Linked DNA regions of Homo sapiens: region 1 is linked to region 2. The links are chromatin contacts, found by Hi-C or POLR2A ChIA-PET in ENCODE. All regions are on one chromosome and are shown on one strand. The core of a region is the stretch at or near the end of the contact, and the rest is flanking DNA. Distances in the headings are between cores, read along the strand shown. Region 1 has its middle 20 kb from the start of GPRC5A. Region 2 has its middle 26 kb from the start of DDX47.

The links. A loop is a pair of places that touch in the nucleus more often than their neighbours do. ChIA-PET counts read pairs that join two places held with the same protein, here RNA polymerase II (POLR2A). Pooled maps may share reads with other maps.
Region 1: a loop to region 2 is called in a map of mammary epithelial cell, with 6 times the contacts of the local background. The contact joins two enhancer-like sites. A Hi-C loop is called at or near these places in 9 of 168 maps with a recorded cell type or tissue (Caco-2, Calu3, HCT116 and 6 more) and 4 of 50 pooled maps. POLR2A ChIA-PET finds 5 or more read pairs at or near these places in 14 of 52 experiments (BJ, Caco-2, HCT116 and 10 more).

Annotation. Positions count from the first base shown.
Region 1 is chr12:12,868,024-12,874,966 of GRCh38, forward strand. No RefSeq gene overlaps it. Among named protein-coding and RNA genes, the nearest start is that of GPRC5A, 20 kb to the right of the region's middle. RefSeq lists an enhancer at 3,725-4,924. Within about 2 kb of position 2,613, at least 6 of the 41 ENCODE cell types and tissues checked have a DNase peak (open chromatin) inside an H3K27ac peak, as active enhancers do; they include HCT116, PC-3, PC-9 and 3 more, where a contact is called at or near this core.
Region 2 is chr12:12,835,736-12,842,774 of GRCh38, forward strand. It overlaps the pseudogene RPL37AP9. Among named protein-coding and RNA genes, the nearest start is that of DDX47, 26 kb to the left of the region's middle. RefSeq lists an enhancer at 1-351. Within about 2 kb of position 1,401, at least 9 of the 41 ENCODE cell types and tissues checked have a DNase peak (open chromatin) inside an H3K27ac peak, as active enhancers do; they include HCT116, PC-3, PC-9 and 3 more, where a contact is called at or near this core.

The DNA of each region.
Region 1 (6,943 bases), core at 1,363-3,862, 34 kb after region 2:
TCCAGGCCTTGCCTTTGCATTGGTGCCCTGACTCCTCCTGCACACCTTCCCCCAAGCCTCAGCTCACCTGCCCTCCAGGCTCAGCTCACCTGCCCCTCAGGCTCAGCTCACCTGCTCCCCAGGTTCAGCTCACCTGCCCCTGGAGGGTTGTTTCCTGATTACCCCGTGACTGTGGACCACCTCTGGCCTGGGCAACTTCTCTGCCATCCAGTGGGCTGCAACCACACCTTCTCCAAAGAGATTTGAACCTCAGTCTTAGGAGGGAGCCTTCCCCCTAAGTATGTCTTTCCTTGGATACTCTCCCTCAGCCATGAAGTTCCCTTTAGCATTCTCTTCATATCTTATAGTTATGCTCCTATCCTAGCTTCATCATTATTTGAATTAGATGTCCCCCATTTAATTCAAATTAAATGTGGTTTAAATTAAATGTGGTTTAATTAATTTAAATAATTAAATGTGGTTTCTGCTTCCTGATTGTACCCAGACTGACACAGGTATATTCTCTCTTTGACAGAAAGCACAAATGTAGGGACTTCTCAAAGAAGAAATGCAAAGACTTTCCTCAAAGAACTAGAGAGTTTATTTGAATAAGTCTCTTGACATCTGGTTTGATCTCCCCAGTTGAAATTCCTGCCATCCATGAATTGCAAATATCCAGTAATGGCCTTGAAGGGATCTAGATGTGTGGCTCCCATTCTGCACCAGTTACTGGATGGTTGTCTCAGCTCTATTTCCTCCACCAGCTGATCTAAACTTTCAAAGGTTATTCACGTATATATGTAGCAATTTGAAGACAAACTTTGTGTGGCTGTAAGAGCCTTCTCTCTGGCCAGTAAGACAAGCCACACTTCTCCTCTCTGAAAAAGATCATCCCTGTGTTTGTGTTATAGGAAATGTTGAACAAAGTGTTGAATACAGGAGAATGGTTTCTGTCAGGAACAACTGTGTTCCCAGTATCATAGGATAGTTGTGAAAAGTAAATGAGATTCTCTAGATAAAATGCTCAGCCTAGTCCTGACACTTTGTATGTGCTCAGGTATTATGAGTTCTTCTATCATTCATTCATTCATTCATTCATTCATTCATTCACCCATTCATTCATTCATTCATTTCATACTTAGCAGCTACCATATACAGGTGCTATTATCAGCATGGGGATATGAGGATGAACAAGACGCATTTTCTGCCCTCACGGAGAGGCCAGTTGAGTCTCCTATTTAGTACAAGCCGAAGTGTAAGAATCAGTCCCCCTCTTCATTTTTTAATATATAGAAGGATATGGGCTTTCAAGTAAGAGAAATATAATTAATAACTTAATTATACAATGTAAAGCATTGAAATAAGCTCACATATCTAGAGGGACATGTTTTCTGTTGTAGTTTGGCGTGAGTTTTGACAAGCCCTGATTATTACTAGACCAGATTCTCTTTCTATAATTAGCTAGAAATATATTTAGTCACATGTGATATATAGAGATATATATATTAGGTAGAGAATGTTACCATACAGTAGGCTACTGATAAACATTATAAACAGTACTTAATTTAATCTTTATAACTATTTTATTTATTTATTTATTTGAGATGGAGTTTCACGCTTGTCGCCAAGGCTGGAGTGCAGTGGTGCAATCTTGGCTCACTGCAACCTCCGCCTCCTGGGTTCAAGGGATTCTTCTGCCTCAGCCTCCCAAGCAGCTGGGATGACAGGCGCATGCCACCACACCCGGCTAAATTTTGTATTTTTAGTAGAGACGGGGTTTCACCATGTTAGCCAGGCTGGTCTCGAACTCCTGACCACAGGTGATCTGCCCGCCTCCGTCTCCCAAAGTGCTGGGATTACAGGTGTGAGCCACCATGCCTGGCAGTTCTGAAGTTCTTTTGGAAATCTCCACACTGCTTTCCACAGTGGCTGAACTAATTTACATTCCCACCAGCAGTGTGTAAGCATTCCTTTTTCTCTGCAACCTTGCCAGCATTTGCTATTTTTTGACTTTTTAATAATAGCCATTCTGCCGGGTGCGGTGGCTCATGCCTGTAATCCCAGCACTTTGGGAGGCGGAGGCGGGTGGATCGCCTGAGGTCAGGAGTTCGAGACTAGCCTGGCCAACATGGTGAAACCCCATCTCTACTAAAAATACAAAAAACTTAGCCAGGCGTGGTGGCGTGTGCCTGCAATCCCAGCTATACGGGAGACAGGCAGGAGAGTCGCTTGAACCCAGGTGGCGGAGGTTGCACTGAGCCGAGATCATGCCATTGCACTCCAGGCTGGGTGACAAGAGCGAGACTCTGTCTGAAAAAAAAAAAAAAAATACATATATGTAATAATAGCCATTCTGACTGGTGTAAGTTGGTATCTCCTTGTGGTTTTGATGTGCATTTCTCTAATGATTAGTGATGTTGAACATTTTTTCATATATTTGTTGGCCACATGTATGTCTTCTTTTGAGAAGTATCTGCTCATATGCTTTGCCCATTTTTTAATGGGGTTGTTTATTTCTTGCTTGTTGAATTGTTTAAGTTCCTTACAGATCCCCAGAGTGACTTTTCCAAGAGACTTGCACGGAATTCGCAAGGCTTTTTATGACCTAGCCCTGGAATTTATTCAGCATCCCTTCTGCTGTATTCCACGGTGAGTCACAGGGTCAACTGAGATTCAATATCCGAGAGAACTACGTAAGTCCATGGTTATGGGAGGCATCATTCAGTGGGTGCTGTCTTTGGAGTGTAACTACCATTGAGGGGAGATAGCAGCCTGGCAAGGGAAACCTTCTCAGAGGAGGAGATGTTTACAGGGGAACTCTCGGACGAGGAGGAGGAGTTAGCCAAGTGAAGAATGGGGGAGGAAAGGAAGGGTCTTCCAGGTGGAAGGAGCCTCGTGTACAAAGACCCAGATAGAAGGGGTGAGGGCAGGATAAGCAGGTTGTATTCAGGTTCTATATCATTTACTTGTTGAGTGACTTTGGATAGTTATTTAACCTTTCCACTTCTGTTTTCTCATCTGCGAAATGGAGATAATTATAGTTAATATCTAGTAGAGTTGTAAATATTAAATAAGTTAATGCAGAAAGTATTTTATTAATCTATTTTTATTTGTCTTTCTTTTTCAAACACCAACTTGAACCAGAAGGAAGAGTTTTTTAGAACAAACCTGATACATAGGAAACAATAGATGATGGTCATTGTTGCTATTATTAGTATTATACAGGGAGCCGTGGGTATGTAAATATACAGCTGGAACATAGAATTTAAGAAAGTGAATGGAGAGGCCAGGCGCAGTGGCTCATGCCTGTAATCCCAGCACTTTGGGAGGCTGAGGTGGGCGGATCGCTTGAGGTCACGAGTTCGAGACCAGCCTGGCCAACATGGTGAAATCTGTCTTTACTAAAAATACAAAAATTAGCTGGGCATGATGGCGTGTGCCTGTAATCCCAGCTACTTGGGAGGCTGAGGCTGGAGAATTGGTTGAACCCAGGAGGTTCAATTGTGCCACTGCACTCCAGCCTGGGCGATAGAGCAAGACTCAGTCTCAAAAAAAAAAAAAAAAAAAAAAAAAAAAAAAAGAGGGTGAATGGAGAGAGAGATATCATTCTGGAATGGTAAACAGGGGCCAGATCACGAATGACTTTGTAAGCCATACATGGTTTTCTGAACTTGTCCTAGAGTAAGTGAAGAGAGGTTGTGTTTGTTTTTGAGATAGGGTCTTGTTTTGCCACCCAGGCTGCAGTGCAGTGGCGTGAGCACAGCTCACTACAGCCTCGACCTCCTGGGCTCAAGCCATCCTCCCCACTCAGCCTCCGGAGTGGCTGGGTCTATAGGTGAGCACCACCATGCCCAGTTAATTTTTTATTTTTTGTAGAGATGGTATCTAACTATGTTGCCCAGGCTCGTCTCAAACTCCTGGCCTCAAGTGATCCTCTCGCCTTGGTCTCCCAAAGTGCTGGGATTACAGGTGTGAGCCACTGGGCCAGGCTGAGAGGTTATGGATTTTGAGGAGAGTTGAGCAGATTTGGGGTTTTAGGAGGATCTCTACACAAAAGGCTTCTAGAGTGGGGAATGCTTTGGAGAGAAGAAAAACTAGAGACATGGAGATCAGCTGGAAGCCACTGTGGTGGTCCAGGAGAGGCTTGTGGGGGCTGGGCCTGAGGTTGTGCTGAGGGGGATGAAGAGAAGTGGACCTGCTAAAGGTCACAGTGCTGGTTAGTGACGGACCAGGGGCGGGAGCTGTTGACTAATTACATAAGAATTTCCTGCCAGGAAATTAGCCTTTTTTTCTTGTTTATTTAGGCATGAATTTAATATATGTGCTACTTGATAGAAACAGATAAGTAACTACAAGTAACTGGGCAGGGATGGTTAGCTGGGAGGTATGGATTTCATTTCCATTACTAATGCCTGCAATTGCTGATAATAGACGTGCCCCAGGAATCGCTGCAAGGGAAATGGAGCAAGGTGAGCCATTCTCTTTGAAGGAGTTTTTTCCAGCTCTACCGGTTTATGTGTATAGGGTCACACCCTACCTTCTTATAACTGCCTCATTTGTTCTCCTTTGGGTCAGGCTGAAAGTGTTTGTTTGCTTTTTCTGGTTTTATTGGCATAGAAAACTCTAGCAAGATGTGATTGGCCACTCTGTGGGGGCATCACTGGCCTTTCAAGCTGTGTTTCTCAAACATTCTCTGTGGACGCAGATTGGTCATGGCATCTGCATTCCTGGAAGGTGCAGGCTGATGGGTGGAGCGGAGGAGTTTTGAGGAGCCAGATGAGATGAGGCACCTGGGGACAGGTGACCCCAGCAGCTGCCGCTTGCAGGAGAGAGCTTCTGAGGAAAGACATCTGAGTCAGCAGGGTGACTGCTGGGACTGTGGGCAAAGCATGAGCCCAGCGGTGTTCTCATCCACCCAGTTAGGCGACCCTGAAGGTCTATGATGATAATCTAAATGATCCCTGAAAGGATCTGCTCTAATCTCTTCGCTGGTCCATGAACCTGCCAGGCTTGTTCTGATTCCGTATGGGAATTTGATTGATAAAGTCCTATGCATTCTTGAGTCACCCCCATCACCCACCCTCTACTCCCTTTGAAGAACCACAGAGGGAAGAGTAGACACCATACAGCTCACACTGACTCACTTCTGTGTTCAATGCATTGCTCCTCTTAGTCTCCCAGCTTTTCTAGAAGCCCTCTGAGGGCTTTTTTTTTTCCTTTTCTTTTTGAGACAGGGTCTCTGTTGCCCAGGCTGGAGTGCAGTGGCATGCTCTCAGCTCGCTCTGCCTCCTGGGCTCAAGTGATCCTCCTACCACAGCCTCCTGAGTAGCAGGACTACAGGTGCGCACTACCACGCCTCGCTAATTTTTGTATTTTTAGTAGAGATGGGGTTTCACCATGTTGCCTAGGCTGGTCTCAAACTCCTGACCTCAAGTGATCTGCCCACCTCAGCCTCCCAAAGTGCTGGGGTTACAGGCGTCAGCCACCGCACCTGGCCCTTCTGAGGGCTTTTTATTCCTTCTATGTTCTCGTAACTCCTCTCAGAGTTTTTAGGTGACCTCTGTTGATTGACAGATCCAGAAGTTTGGAAGATGTGTCAGCCTGAATTTACAGATTGGGAAGCCGAAGAGGAAGGGTTTAGCCACCTGCCCAAGATTGTGAGAATTGGCAGTTATTCACCAGATAACCAGGAACAGTCCTAGAGTTAAACATTTTACATACATTTGTTGTTTAATCCTTTCAACAAAGCCTAAGAGGTAGAAGGTCTCATTATCCCCATTTCATAGCTGAGGAAATTGAAGCTTACAGTTTTTAAATAACTCCACTGCACTTACATGTCAAACTCAGAATTAAACCCAGTCTTATTCCTAACTGCTTCTCATTTTCAGCACTTCCTACATTGTATTACAGCTTCATCTACTTGCCTTCTCTGCAAATTAGACTATTACCTTTTCTAAAGGCAGGAACAATACTTTTTATTTTAATCAGGACCTAGCACACAACCTGATACATAGTTGATGTTTAATGAATGATTATTAACCAAATGTTAAAAGAATAAAGAGCTGGTGATAAAGCTAACTTCTAGTCCAGGTATGCACTGCCTCCCTGCAAAGGCCAGGCTGGCCTGCTCCCTTTCAGAATGGGATCTCATAGGAGCCTCTTCTCTACTCAAAGTGACACCATCAGACCCCATATATGGGGAACAATGTTACTTCCTGGTTTCCTTTAAAAGCCCTTTGGGAGGAGACAGTGAGCAGGCGTCAGTCTTGGGGAGCCTCTTCAGCCCTGCAGGGTTGGGGCCTCCTTTCTGTCTCTCCTCCATGGCACAGAGCTCCACTTACAATCCACAGAAACCCTTGGAGGCAGTGAGCATCAGCCTCCATCTAAAGTGGTGATGACCAGCCTAGTCTCTGGCTGGAGAAACTTGGAGTTGATTCTGGTTCTCTTGGGCCAGATATTAACCTTATGAAGTCTCAGTTTCCTCCCTATAATGTGGGGATACATATAATGTCCATTTCATCCAGTTGCTATCAAGATTGAATGAGAAAATGCATGCCCAGTCCTCATCACAGCATGAGGTGAATGACAGCTTTGGTTACTGGAATTTGAAGGCCTGAGAGAGGAATGTGAAAGAGGAACTAATAATAACATCAGGCACTGCAGGGCGCTTTGCCAATCACTCTTTTTTTTTTTTTTTGAGTCAGGGTCTCCTTCTGTGGCCCAGTCTGGAATGTTAGTGGTGCAATCTCGACTCACTGCAACCTCCGCCTCCCGGATTCAAGTGATTCTCCTGCCTCAGCCTCCCAAGTAGCTGGGATTACACGTACGCACCACCATGCCCGGCAAATTTTTGTATTTTTAGTAGAGATAGGGTTTCAACATATTGGCCAGGCTGGTCTCAAACTCGTGACCTCAAGTGATCTGCCCGCCTCAGCCTCCCAAAATGCTGGGATTATAGGCGTGA
Region 2 (7,039 bases), core at 151-2,650:
GGAGGTGGGCCCCAAGGTCTGCTCAGAGTCTTGGAGCTTTTGTTTGCTCGTAGCCATCCATCCCCTTATACCATCCAAACACAAAGGATGTCTCCTGTCACTGTCACCCTTCAATCATCTGCCAGTGCCGTCAAAGAGGCCGGAAGGAGCAGGAGGAATTGGGAAAGGAACAGGTGGGGAAAGTGTAAGTCATCGGACTGTTCACTGTTGCTGTGTGACCTTGTGGGAGTTACTAAACCTCTCTGAACCTTGAGTTTTCTCATTTGTTAATATGGAAAGAAGACCGTCAAGCCTATCTCTGTCACAGAATCTTTTTTTTTTTTTTTTTTGAGATGGAGTCTCTGTCACCCAGGCTGAAGTGCAATGGTGCAATCTTGGCTCACTGCAACCTCCACCTCCCAGATTCAAGCAATTCTCCCACCTCAGCCTCCCAAGTAGCTGGAATTACAGGCATGTGCCACCATGCCGGGCTAATTTTTGTATTTTTAATAGAGGCAGGGTGCCATGTTTGTCAGGCTGGTCTCGAACTCCCGACCTCAGGTGATCCATCTGCCTCGGCCTCCCAAAGTTCTAGGATTACAGGTGTGAGCCACCACACCTGGCCTGCCTCACAGAATCTCGAACCTAGTTTTTAAAATTCTGTTTCTTTCCTCCTTCCCTTCCAGTGTCCACCATATCCTAGCCAGTGTGCCAGATACTAGGAAACCAATACTGAAAAAAGAGTCAGATGCTATTTTTGCTGAACTTAGCCTTAGTATTGTATAGTGATTGTGCTTCCTACTAGGCAGGGACCGCGCCTAATTTGTGGATATTACTAATATCATACAGGGCCCATACGCAGTAAATGTTCAATATCTGTCATTTTCTGAAACCTAAGATGTGTCAGGCGGCTTGACCTGTATTATTTCTAGTTCTTTGAACAATCCCGAACAGTCGATATTATTGTTCCCAATATGAGCTATGGAGCCAGTTTGCCAAATCGGCCCCTGACTAACTGTGAGACTTTGGACAAGTTGTTAAACCTTCCTGTGTTTCAACCTTCTTATCTGAAGACACACAGTTATAGTACAGCATTGTGAAGTTAAATGAACTATACTGTGGCTCATGATAACAATCAGTAAGTGTTAGTCATTATAATGATCATTAATTGTGGCTTTTAGCATAGATGAAGACTGGCAGCGTACCCAGATCATACAGCTGGTAAAGGGCTAAGTAAAAATTTGAAGCCAAATTGGATTCCAAGCCTCTGCCCTTTACACTAAATACACTGTTTGTTATGTGTGTGTGTGTGTGTATGTATATATGTGTAATTCCATATTACTCATGCAGTATGTTCCACACAACAAGTAAGTACTATGCAAATGAACTTTCAGGTTCCAAGCTATTTTCAAATTGGCAACAGGCAGGTAAGAAAATAAGACATTCTTGTTTTCACCAGTAGATGGCAGAAGGAAGAAAAGACCACTCCGGAGAGGGAAGGAGTTTTAATTTGGAGCCGAGTGATTCACAGTGGGCTGTGGCTGAGGCACAGGGGCAGATGAGGCAGACTCCTTGTATGACTACAGTGGAGGACAGTCCCACTGGAACTAGGGGTCAGGGGTCAGGGTGGGGAGGAGAACTACCTACAGGTATGTGAAGGGTGTCAGCCTTCAAGAAGATCTGCTAGGTTGACCCAGAGGATGGGGACTGGGAGCCCCGAAGTAAAGGCAAGTTCAGATGCACTTAGAAAAAAAGGTCGCGTTCCTCTGTCGTCTCTACTGCGCGGTCCCTGGCTGTGGACCCTCCTCGTCAACTTCCAAACACTTGGTTCTTTTCCAAAGCCTGCCTTTCCCTCTGGGATGTTGATGAAGCCACTTGCTTTGTTTGCTCCTTTCCCCACCCCCTACCCCAGTCTGTAAGTCAGGAATACTCTTTCCCCCGCCTATCCCAATACACGTTGTTTGTGAGCCACCGACCCCCCTCACTGCTTCCCTCTCTCCTCACTGCGTATCCATCCAGTAGGCTTGGTCCACAGCCCGTGCTCCTGTATCAAATAAGCTTGGTGCTGGGTAACCTGTGAGCTGCTTGTTCGTTCATTTTATCCTAGAGACATGTCCTTCAGCCCAAAGTGATGGGGAGTTGTCCTTCTGGGTCCAAAAGAGTAGTAGCAGCAATCAAGCATGGTGGTCATTTATACTGGGCCAGCTCTCACTGATGTGATGCTGGCTCTTGTCCTCACACATTCTTTTGGGGGAGGAGTCCACTGGTAACTCCTGATATCTTAGAAACTCTCTTACCCAAGCTATTAAATCCAGTGCCAACTTAAAACCAACATCCCTGTCGCGATTTCTGGGTGGGTCAAGAGTGGGGACTATCCAAAGATTTCTTATTTGACATACGTCTATTTGTACATTTGTAATGGTTGTTGGTTTGGTTTTAAATAAGTGATTCTTGGACAGGGCATGGTGGCTCATGCCTATAATCCCAGCACTTTGGGAGGCCAAGGTGGGAGGATTGCTTGAGGCCAGGAGTTTGAGACCAGCCTGGGTAACACAGCAGAACCCCATCTCTACAAAAATAATAAAAAATTAGCTGGGCATGGCGGACCCCGCCTATGGTCCTAGCTACTTGGGAGGCTGAGACAAGACAATCATTTGAGTCTTGGAGGATGAGATTGCAGTAAGCTATGATTGTGCTGCTGCGTTCTAGCCTGGGTGACAGGGTAAGACCCTGTCTCTAAAAGGTAAATAGTAAATAAGTGATTCTTTACAATAGGGCTGAGGAGAGCCTCCTGTGTGTTAGGAGTTTGCCAGGTGACTGGCATATATTATTTCTTTTACTGGAGGTCATGAGTCATTTCTCGAGGAAACTGCAGATCAGAAAAGCTTGTTTGTCATATTTTAAAACTGCAGCCTAGTCTTTTTTTTTTTTTTTTTTTTTGAGACAGAGTTTTGCTCTTGTTGCCCAGGCTGGAGTGCAATGACGTGATCTTGGCTCACCGCAACCTCTGCCTCCCAGGATCAAGGGATTCTCCTGCCTTAGCCTCCCAAGTAGCTGGGATTACAGGCATGCACCACCATGCCCGGCTAATTTTGTATTTTTAGTAGACACGGGTTTTCTCCATGTTGGTCAGGCTGGTCTCAAACTCCCGACCTCAGGCGATCCGCCTGCCTTGGCCTCCCAAAGTGCTGGGATTACAGGCGTGAGCCACCACACCCGGCGCAGCGTAGTTATTCTTTATTCTGTCTTCCGTGATTTCTTAAATTCATCCAAGGGTATTCAGGAATTTTGCAGGGTGAGCCTATGCTGACAAAATGAAATTGAGCACCATAGTTTTGTGTTTTTTACTAAATCTCCAGAAAATAAAAGTGACCTTTGGACTGCCAGAAGATTCACGTGAAACCTCACATAAAATCAGCATGTGAAGACAGAGAGGATGTTGGTGATCACCAGAATCTGTTCATTTTTCCTTTGAAGATACTTAAAGGAAGTATGTGTATGTTTACAGGTTTGTATATGTTTTAGAGTGTGCCCACAAGCTCTTAGCCATTTAAGACAGACACTAAAGACTCCCTCAATTAAAAAAAAAGTTCAGTGGAATTTTGTTCATAATATCTGCCTGAGAAAAAACAGGCCCTGCTTTTCAGTCTTGAAGACTGAAGGCTCCTTTTTGAGTAGAGTAGTGGGGGCTGGGTGCAGTGGCTCATGCCTATAATCCCAGCACTTTGGGAGGCCGAGGTGGGCAGATCATTTGAGGTCAGGAATTCGAGACCTGCATGGCCAACATGGTGAAACCCCGTCTCTACTAACAATACAAAAATTAGCTGGGTGTGGTGGCTCGTGCCTGCTAATCCCACTACTCGGGAGACTGAGGCAGAAGAATCACTTGAACCCAGGAGGTGGAGGTTGCAGTGAACCGAGATCATGCCGCTGCACTCCAGGCTGGGCAACAGAGTGAGACTCCATCTCAAAAAAAAGAGAAGAGTAGTGGGAGTAGTTAGGCGACAGAAGTATGCTTTAGAGAAGGCTGGCTAGCCTAACTCATTTTCCTAATAAATGCCAGTGATGCCCCTAACCAGGCACTAGGGTCTATTGTCAGTGCGGCGTGTGGGTAAGTCACACTTTGTACCTCACCTCTTCAGCATCTATGTCTGGGTGAACTCAGAATTATGTGTGATCACCAAGGGCAGCCTTGAAGGGGACGAGAGGGCCCTACAAGGACAAGTCTCTGACTGAGAGGGTTATGTGGGAATGACAGAAGAGTGGCCCACCTGGGCGGGTTGCTGGGAGAGAGAGGAAAGGGGAGAAGGGTGTCATGTTCAGATTTACAGCCTGTCCATAAACTTCATGGTTTTATGGTACTCAGCCATGTAATCATTTCCTGCCCCTTCTCCTACTGTGTTCTCCAGAGTCCCTGAGTCACTCTTTGGCCAGTGGCCTGCAGCCAGGGCTCATTTCTCTTCTCTATGGCCTAAAGAAGTTGTTTCCGTGCCCTGGGGCACGGGCATCCAGGGACAACATATTACAAGGCGGTCTGTTGGGGTGTGGAAGACACTAGAACCTTTATCTGTATTTAACCCATCCATTTCTAATTTATATTTTTTATGTGTTATAGTGTAAAGTTTTGCTGTAAACAATTCATAATAAATATGTATGGATATGGCATATTTGTATATATTTATTATGTATGTAATTGTTTAACATATGTGCAAGTATGTTAAAGATATTATGTTGAATAGGATGCATATCAAGAAGGTTTGGCCAGCCTGGCCAACATGGTGAAACCTCATCTCTACTAAAAATACAAAAATTAGCCAGGCATGGTGGTGGGCACCTGTATTCCCAGCTACTCTGGAGGCTGAGGCTCGAGAATCGCTTTAACCCAGGAGGTGAAGGTTGCAGTGAGCCGAGATGGCACCACTGCAGTCCAGGCTGGGCAATAGAGCAAGACTCGGTCTCAAAGAAAAAAAAGTAAGTAAGTTTAGGACAATAGCCCTAGGGAATTATGCTGATAATGGTCCTTTTTTATTATTACATAAGTTAACCCATTTATTAAAGGCTAGTGATGTCTCCAATGGTGGAGAAACATCTGGTCTTTCAATTCCTTCAGTCTTCTGACTGTAGACTTTGCTGTGACGGCAGAAGTGGTATTGTAGGTTCAGCCACCACCAGCTACTGTCTTCATGCACGAACCACAGTGCCCGACCCCCATATCTCGTCTTTTCATCTTGGTTTTGTCACAGAAAGAGCAATTGTACTTGGCGTGCTAGCCGGTTTCAATTTTCTTCACCATTTTCTGGAAGGAGGCACCATAGCGGATCCTGTATTTACCGACAATTCCAACTTTATTGGTGCATTTAGCCATGTCAGTGCAAAGTTTTGAGCCCGCAATAATCTTTAAAAGCGTTATTTTATGTTTCATTATGAAATTAACTTTTCATTATGAAATTAACTAACTATAGCGGATCCTGTATTTACTGACAATTCCAACTTTATTGGTGCATTTAGCCATGTCAGCGCGAAGGTTTGAGCCCGCAATAGTCTTTAAAAGCATTATTTTATGTTTCATTATGAAATTAACTTTTTAAAAATTTTTTTTGAGATGTAGACCTGCTCTATCCCTAGGCTGGAGTGCAGTGGTGTGATCTCAGCTCACTACAATCTCTGCCTCCCGGGTTCAAGCGATTCCCCAGCCTCAGCCACCTGAGTAGCTGGAATTACAGGAGTGCACCACCACGCCCAGCTAATTTTTTGTATTTTAGTAGAGACGGGGTTTTATCATGTTGGCCAGGATGGTCTCGATCTCCTGATCTCATGACCCGCCTGCCTTGGCCTCCCAAAGTGCTGGGATTACAGGCGTGAGGGACCGTGCCCAGCCCAACTTTTTTTTGTTTGTTTGTTTTGAGACAGAGTCTCACTCTGTCACCAGGTTGGTATGCAGTGGCGTGATCTTGGCTCCCTGTAACCTCCACCTCCTCGGTTCAAGCGATTCTCCTGCCTCAGCCTACTGAGTAGCTGGGATTACAGGTGTGCGCCACCACGCCCAGCTAATTTTTGTAGTTTTAGTAGAGATGGGGTTTCACCATGTCGGCCAGGCTGGTCTCGATCTCTTGACCTCATGATCCATCCACCTTGGCCTCCCAAAGCACTGGGATTACAGGTGTGAGCTACCAAGCCCAGCCTTTTTTTTTTTTTTTTTCTTTTTTTGAGGTGAAGTCTCACTGTGTTGCCCAGGCTGGAGTGCAGTGGTTCAATCTTGGCTCACTGCAACCTCCATCTCCCACGTTCAAACTGAGTGGGGCCTTCAAATTCTGGTTTCAAACCAGGATGATTCTCCAGTTCCTTGAGAGTTTATAGGTGTGTGAGCTATTTTCACTGTTTCCAGAGCCTAATAGAAACCTTCTATTTACCCCAAATAAGCCTGCACAGGTCAACTTTAAGGTCAAGTGTTTTGCATTCGTTAGAAATGTTAGGAAATTGGAGTGGTCCTCTCATGCTGATCAGAATGTGCGGTTACGGCCTGAGTGTGGAGTGGGCAAGTGCTGCTTTGGGGCCTGACTTGGGTCCCAACCCCCTTCTATTGTGAGGGAGTTCTGCGGGAGGAAAAGTGGGGAACACCACCTCCCATAGCCCCTGAACAGCACCAACTTTAGACCTGGGCAAGTGAGACCCTTCCCCAGGCCTGCTCCTCAGGAATCCCTGCACTTTGGAGTGTGTTTCTCAAAATGTTCCAGCTTTCCCTTCTGTGCTTGGGACATGCCAGGGCCAGCAGGTAAGAGAGTTTCAGTTGCTTCCAGCCTTTCCAATATTTGGTGTTGTCAGGCTTTTTGATTTTAGCTATTCTTCACTGTGGAAATTTTTTCCCATGGAAAATCTCTCTCTCTCTCCCTCACCCTTCTCTGTCTCTCTCTTTCCTTCTCTCTTGCTGACTTCTCTCTTTCTTTCTTTCTTTCTCTCTCTCTCTCCTTGTCTCCTCCCCACAGCAGATTTACTGAGGTATCAAAAACATGGCTGGGTGTGGTGGCTCATACCTGTAATCCCAGTACTTTGGGAAGCTGAG